2 separate regions of the Homo sapiens genome follow, and region 1 is linked to region 2. The links are chromatin contacts, found by Hi-C or POLR2A ChIA-PET in ENCODE. All regions are on one chromosome and are shown on one strand. Each heading gives the region's core, a stretch centred on a gene start or an enhancer-like site at or near the end of the contact. The rest is flanking DNA. Distances are from core to core; before and after follow the strand shown. Region 1 has its middle 37 kb from the start of OR2AG2. Region 2 overlaps TRIM22 (tripartite motif containing 22).

Region 1 (4,108 bases), core at 367-2,866, 1.0 Mb before region 2:
AAAAATTAAACGACTGAAGTAGTTAACATTTATTGAGCCCCTACTTCAGATCAAACACTGGGATAAGCACTTTTTTTGTTTTGTTAGTTGGCAGACAGATAAGGCAGGCTCCATGATTTGTGCCTTATATAATGTCTCCTCTTCTTTTGAGTAATATGGCAGAGGTGAAGGGGTTTTTCAGAGGCAATTAAAGTCCCAAACTGACTTTGAGTTAACCACAAGGAAGACTATCTTGAATAGGCCTGACTTAATTAGGTAAAGCCCTTAAAAAAGAGACTGAGTCCTTCCTTAGGGCAGATACTTCTCTCTCCAGTTGCCTTGAAAGGTAAGCCATCGTGTTGTGAGAGGAGCTATGGAGATGGCTATGTGGTAAGGAACTGTAGGCAGCCTCCAGGAGCTGAGAGCAGCCCTGGATGACAGCCAACAAAAAAATGGGAACCTCAGTCCAACAACCACAACGAATTGAATTCTGCCAACACATAAGCCTGGAAGCAGTTTTTCTCCAGCCAAGCCTCTGCATGAGAATACAGCTCAGTTAACACCTGGATTGCAGCCTTGTGAGACCCCAAGCAGAGGACCCAGCTAAGTCATGCCAGAGCTTCTGACAGGAACTATGATAGAGATGTATTGTTTTAAGATACTAAGTTTGTGGTAATTTGTTACACAGCAATATAAAAATAATAGAGATTTCTAGTTTCTAGAAGTTGAGTGGTGCTATAACAAAAACCTAAAAAACATGGAAACAGCTTTGGAATTGGGAAGTGGGAGCAGGCTAGAATAATTTTGAGGAACATGATAGAAAAAGTCTAAATTGCCCTGGATGGACTATTAGTAGAGATCTAGAATTTAAGGATACTGCAGTGAAGGCTCAGAAGAAAGTAAAGAACATGCTATTGGAGTCAGGAGGAAAAGGATCCTTCTTATATAGTGGCAGAATGACCTAGCAAAATTATTTCCTGGAGTTACATACAAATCAGAACCTGTAAGTAACAAATTTGGTTATAGTTAAAGAGACTTCCAGGCAAAGTGTTGAAGATTTCTCCTGATTTCTTCTTTCAGCTTGTAATAAAATGTGAGAGGTGAAAGATAAATTTGAGAAAAGAATTATTAGATAAAAAGAAACCAGGACTCCATAATTTTGAAATTCTCAGCCTCTCCAAAAGGCAAAACACACTACAATTGAGAGACTCCATCATGAATCTCTGCTGGGTATGACTGTATAATCCTTTGCTGAAAAATCAGAAATATAAAAAGTTTAGATTAATCAGGCACATAAAGTGTTCTTTTAAGAGAATCAGAGTTTGCCTCCCAGACATCAATCCAACACAAAGTCCCCTAGTTGGAAGCTTTAGGGCACTGTCCCTTCCCCTTCTCAGCAGAAGGCCAAAGTATGGAAGGGTTTATCTGAAAACGGTCTTTAAATGTGGCTTTTTTCTAATAAACTCCACTGTAATACATCAAAGACCCACATGTTCTTGAAAACTTAGTTCAGCAGAAACACTGCCACTTAAACTGAAAGACAAAGAGAGTACAGAATGAAAAGAGGCTGTTAGATGCCTCCCCCCAAAAAAAATCCTACTGGCAGGAAGAAGGCTAATAAAACTACTCAGCTGTGAACACATGCTACCTTTCATGAAAAAGGAAGGATGACTCAGGCGGCAGAATTAAGAACCCAGAGAGTAAAACTAGGAACCATAGAAAATTACATTCAGATCTTGAAACGTAATAAAGGAATGCCAACTATAGCTTTCCCAGCTGGATTTCAAGATTATTATGAAAAAGTGACACATTTTTAAACTTCTATTTTCCCCCTTTTTGAACTAAAACGCCCATAGCTTTTATCCTATGTCTGTCCCATCATTGTATGTTAGGTATACTGGAGACAGATAACTTGGATCTTTAGTTTCACCAGTCTGTAGATGGAGACCAACACTTCCCCAGAAGGTATACTTAACAGATTACACCTAGGAGTTTAATCCATGCCTGGACTTAATTTAAATAATGAAATTTTAGAGGTCAAGTAATTCATAGTGGGATGACACTCTCAGAACTGATAAGGGGTATAGTAGTCTGTTTTTACACTGCTATAAAGAAATACCCAAGACACAGTAATTTATACAGAAAAAGGGTTTAATCGACTCAGAGTTCTGCATGGCTGGGGAAGCCTCAGGAAACTTACAATCATGGCAGAAGGGGAAACAGGCAGGTCTTACGTGGCAGCAGGAGAGAGAAGAACAGGGGAAACTGCACTTATAAAACCATCAGATCTCATGAGAACTCACTCACAATCATGAGAACAGCATGAGGGAAACCACCTCCATGATCCAATCAACTCCCACTGGGTCCCTCCCTTGACACGTGGGGATAACAATTCAAGATGAGATTTGGTTGGGGACACAGAACCAAACCATATCAAAGGGGATAAATTTATTTATGTGAGAGGGACATGAATCACTAGGGGCCAGATGGTAGATTGTGGTAAGCAGATCTTAAGGTTCCCATGTCCTGGTGTCCACATATTTATGTAATTTTCTCTCTTGAGTCTAAGTGGGTCCTGTGATTTGCTTTTAGCTAATAGAATATGGCAAAGATGACAGGATCTAACTCCCATGATCACGTTACATTTTAGAAGCCACCATTCCAGCAGATGAGGACAAGAAGTTCCTCCATGCTGGCTTTGAAAAGGCAAGTCACCATATTTAGAGAAGGCCTGTGGAGAATAGCATGTGGCAATGGAGAATATCATGTGGCAAAGAACTATGGGCAGCCTCTGAGAGCTGAGAATGGCCTCTAGACAAGAAAATAGGGACCTCAATCCTATAATTATAAGATGAATTCTGCCAACAACCTTAGAAAGCTTGAAGACAGATCTTTACCCTGCTGTCTTAGTCCATTTGTGCTGTTATAATAGAATACCTGAGACTGGGTAATTTATAAAGAATAGAAATTTATTTTCTTACAGTTTTGCAGGCTGGGAAGTCCAAGATAAAGCCACCAGCATCTGACAATGGCCTTCTTGCAACATCCTCCAACAGAGAGGAACAACATGTCCTCACATGGCAGAAGAGCACAGAGGAAAAAGAAGACCAAACTCACTCTTTTATAAGAGCATTAATCCCACATAGGAAGGCAGAGCCCTCATGGCCCTTTTGCTTCCCAAAATTCTCATATTCTAATACCACCACGGTGGGAACCAAATTTCAACATGAGTTTTGGAGCAGACAAACATTCAAACCATAGCACCGCTCAAACCTTTGATGAGACCACATCCTCAGCAAACACCTAGATTAAAATCTGGTGAGCTCTTAAAGCAGAGAACATAACTACACTATGCCTGGACTTCTGACTTATAGAAACTGTGAGATAATAAATGTGTGTCTTTAAACCCTCAAGTTTATGGTAATTTGCTACACAGCAATAGAAAACTAAAACATGTCATTTGATCATCTTAATAAGAAATGGTTTTGATAGTGGCCATTTTAATATAGAAAAAAGATAAATAATCACAGATGGTGAGTAACGAACTCAAGATCACACAGGTGGTAAAGAGCAGACAGAGAACTGTAAATCTGGTTTCCTTCCCATGACACTATGTGGTCTCATAGAGAAGAAACCATGGTTGCCTCTGCAACTGCCCATCTAACCCAAAGCTCTCATTTTCCTTGTCTATTATGGGCAAAGCTACCTGAACAACAGCTCTTGTTTGCCTTTCACCTCTGAGCCCTTTATATTTAATTATGATTTCATAGTTTCTCAATTAAATGAAGTGAATAGTAGTCATGCCCAGAAACAGAGTAAACTCAAAACTTTGTGGGAAAAAGAAGAGACATTCAATTTCAGTAACTCTTTCATCAAAATCCCCATCTGCTCCTTCCCTGACAGTAAGAAAAACAAAGCCCACTAAGGCAACATGTGATAAGCATATTTTTGCAATGTCAGAGGCTATTTCTTCTTCTTTGTCTCTCCATTAACTTAAATTCTTTTTTATTATTATTATACTTTAAGTTTTAGGGTACATGTGCACAATGTGCAAGTTTGTTACATATGTATACATGTGCCATGTTGGTGTGCTGCACCCATTAACTCATCATTTAACATTAGGTTTATC
Region 2 (3,881 bases), core at 1,268-3,767:
TATCTAAAATAAAAGTTGCAGTTTTAAAATTAACTATATTTATTTACAGACAGCATGATTCAGTATGTAAATGATCTCAAAGAATATACACACACAAACACACAACTACTAAAACTAGTAAAAGTTCAGCATGTGGAATAAATATTAAAGTTTTGAAAGAATAACACCCATGACTCAAGAATTTTATATTCAGAAATTTTGTCCCGCAATAATGAAGGAAATACTTTGCCATAAACGTTAAAAGACATTATTCAGGGGGAAGAAGAGTATATGTCTGAAATTCAGATCTTCACAAAGAGAGAAAGAGCACTGAAAAAGAAGTAAAGGTAAATAAAATATTTTGTTTTTCTGATTCTCAACTAATATATAAGATAATGGCTTAAAGTAATAATATCAACAATGTAGTGGGCGATTACAGCTTATGGATAAGTGAAATGAATGACAGCAACGTTACTCAAGATTGAGGATACTCTGCTCTAAGGTACCTGCACTACATGTGAAGGGGTATAGTGTTATTTGTAATTAGACTTAGATTAGTTGTAAATGCATATTGCAAACTCCAGGGAAACCACTAAGCCTTTATATATATATGTATAGTGTTATTTATATTTTTAAAATATATTTTTATATATTTATAAAAAGTTTATATTTTTAAAATATTTTTATATTTCAAATATATTTGTATGTTTGTTTTATATTTATATATATACCTTTAGGCATATTAGTTATATTATTATTAGTTATATTAGTTATATTATTAGGCATATTAGTTATATTTATATATATACCTTTAGGCATATTAGTTATATATTATATATAACTATATATAATATAATATATATTAGTTATGTATACTAGTTATGTATATATAATATATAACTAATATATATTAGTTATGTATATGTAATATATAACTAATATATATTCGTTATGTATATGTAATATATAACTAATATATATTAGTTATGTATATTATATATAACTAATATAGCTATATTTGTGATGTATATTAGTAATATATAACTAATAAGCTAAGAGAGGAAAGAAAATTGAATAATATAAAATAATCAATTGAATAATACAAAATAGTTAAAAGAGGGCAGAAAAAGAGAGGAAGGGAAAAAAAAGCAAAGAGCAAGTACGGTCAATAGAAAACAGTGAAAAATGGTAGGCGTTTTAATTTTCTGGGGTTGCTCTAACAACGTAGCAGCACAAACTGTATGGTTTTTAAACAACCGAGATTTAGTCTCTCACAGTTCTTGAGGCTAGGTTCAAAATCAGGATATTGGTAATGTTGGTCCCTGCTGTAATCTGTTCCACGCTTCCCTATTAGCTTCTGGTGGTTGCTGGTACATTGATTTTGGGCTCTGAGCTTTCAGAACTATGAGACAATTTTTTTGTATGAGGTTTTAAGTTATAAAGTTTGTGACAATTTCTTACAGCAGCCACAGGAAATGATTACCGCTACAGTTGTACCTGAACAGCACACTATATAGCAACTGATTTAAATGGCATTCATAGAATATTCCATCTAAAGGCAAATATCTATTCTTCTCAAGCTCACATTGAAAATTAACCAAGCTATAACACATTCTATACCACAAAATACACGTTAACAAATGTAAACAATTGAACTCATACAAAATGTTTTCTTACGCAACAATAGAATTTAACTAGTAATCAGTAACAGACAGCTGTAATACTCCAAAATATTAAGCAACACTTTAAAAATAGGCTTAGTGGGTTTTATTGGTAAACTGATGAATTCTACCAAAAGTTGGAGAAGGAAATTATTAAAATTCTCCCCAAATTTGTTTCAGAAAATGAAAGGAGATGGACTATTTTGTAACACATTCTATGAGGTCAGCATTACCCTAATCCAGAGCCAAGTAAAGACATTATGAGAAAGGAAAACCAGAAACCAGTATCTCTCATGAACACAGATGCAAAAATTCTCAACAGTACGTTAGTAAAACAAATCCAACAAAATATATATAAAAATTGTGCACCACAAGTAAGTGGGATTTATTCAAGGTATGCAAGCTGGTTCAATCTTTGAAAATTATTAATGTAATCTCCCATATCAATAAAGAAGAAAAATCATATGATTATATCAACTGAGGCAGAAAAGCTATTCGACAAAATTCACACCATTCATGATAAAAAGTCTCAGCAAACTAGGAATAAAGAGGAAGTTTCTCGGCCGGGTGCATCTGAGGTCAGGAGTTCAAAACCAGCCTGCCCAACATGGCAAAACCCTGTCTCTATTAAAAATACAAAAATTAGCTGGATGTGGTGGTGGGCGGCCTGCAGTCCCAGCTGAGGCAGGAGAATCGCTTGAACCCGGGAGGCAGAGTTTGCAGTGAGCCGAAATCGTGCCACTGCACTCCAGTCTGGGTGACAGAACGAGACTGCGTCTCAAAAAAAAGAAAAAAAGAGGAAGTTTCTCAACTTCATTACAAATCTGAAAAAAAAAAAAAAAAAAAAAGACTCCTATAGCTAACATCATACTTATAAGTGAGAGACTGAGTACTTTCCCCCTAAGGTCAGAAAAAAGGAAAGGATATCCCCTCTCACCATCCCTGTTGAACATTGTACTAGAAGTCCTAGCTAGTGTAATAAAACAAGCAAAGACAAATAAAAACTATACAAACTGCTGGCCAGGCGCGGTGGCTCACGCCTTTAATCCTAGCACTTTGGGAGGCCAAGGCGGGCAGATTGCCTGAGCTCAAGAGTTCGAGACCAGCCTGGGCAACACAGTGAATCCCTGTCTTTACTAAAATACAAAAAAAATGTAGCCAGGTGTGGCGGTGTGCGCTAGTCCTGGGAGGCTGAGGCAGGAGAATTATTTGAACCTGAGAGGTGAAGGTTGCAGTGAGGTGAGATTGTGCCACCACATTCTAGCCTGGGTAACAGTAAGAGACTCCGTCTCCAAAAAAATACACCAAAAAAAAAAAACCATACAAACTGCAGAGTATGAAACAATTAACTTTATTCTCAGATGACATGATTCTCCATGTAGAAAATGCCAAAGAATTGACATTAAAAAAAAAACTCTTCTATGACTAATAAGTAATTATAGCAAGGTTGCAATATACAAGATTAAAATACTAAAGTCAGTTTCCTTTCTATGTGCCAGCAATGAAGAATTGAAATTTGAAATAAAAAAAAAATTACAATAGCACCAAAAGTAAAACAGAAAAAACTCTTTAAAAAGGTACAGAATCTACATGTGGAAATAATAAGCTTTTCAGCAGTGTTAGTTATTAGGAAAAAGCAAATCAAAACTGCATTGAGATACCATTATGTTCCCACTAGAAAGGCTGTAACTAAAAAAAAAAAAAAAAAGGAAATAATCAAGTATTAACAAGGATGTGAAGAACCTAGAAACTTTTTATATTGCTTTTTATAAGCTTTTGTATTGTTACTCATATAAAGTGAGTAACAACTTTGGAAAATAGTACGACAACTTAAAACTTATACATAAACAACATACAACACTCTTTTTTTTTTTTTTTTTTTTTTTTTTTTTTTTTTTTTTTGAGACGGAGTCTCGCTCTGTCGCCCAGGCCGGACTGCGGACTGCAGTGGCGCAATCTCGGTTCATTGCAAGCTCCGCTTCCCGGGTTCACGCCATTCTCCTGCCTCAGCCTCCCGAGTAGCTGGGACTACAGGCGCCCGCCACCGCGCCCGGCTAATTTTTTGTATTTTTAGTAGAGACGGGGTTTCACCTTGTTAGCCAGGATGGTCTCGATCTCCTGACCTCATGATCCACCCGCCTCGGCCTCCCAAAGTGCTGGGATTACAGGCGTGAGCCACCGCGCCCGGCCACAACATACAACACTCTTAAAATCTACTCAAGATAAATGAAAACATGTTTG

What was found. A loop is a pair of places that touch in the nucleus more often than their neighbours do. ChIA-PET counts read pairs that join two places held with the same protein, here RNA polymerase II (POLR2A). Pooled maps may share reads with other maps.
Region 1: a map of GM12878 shows a loop between it and region 2 (3-fold over the local background). The contact joins two enhancer-like sites. A Hi-C loop is called at or near these places in 3 of 168 maps with a recorded cell type or tissue (CD4-positive, alpha-beta T cell and GM12878), 4 of 37 single-sample maps with no recorded cell type and 4 of 50 pooled maps. POLR2A ChIA-PET finds 5 or more read pairs at or near these places in 1 of 52 experiments (activated CD4-positive, alpha-beta memory T cell).

Annotation. Positions count from the first base shown.
Region 1 is chr11:6,733,004-6,737,111 of GRCh38, reverse strand. No RefSeq gene overlaps it. Among named protein-coding and RNA genes, the nearest start is that of OR2AG2, 37 kb to the left of the region's middle. RefSeq lists enhancers at 86-265, 516-605. Within about 2 kb of position 1,616, at least 6 of the 41 ENCODE cell types and tissues checked have a DNase peak (open chromatin) inside an H3K27ac peak, as active enhancers do.
Region 2 is chr11:5,699,192-5,703,072 of GRCh38, reverse strand. The region is part of intron 4 of TRIM22 (tripartite motif containing 22); the gene reads right to left. Among named protein-coding and RNA genes, the nearest start is that of TRIM22, 11 kb to the right of the region's middle. Within about 2 kb of position 2,517, at least 2 of the 41 ENCODE cell types and tissues checked have a DNase peak (open chromatin) inside an H3K27ac peak, as active enhancers do.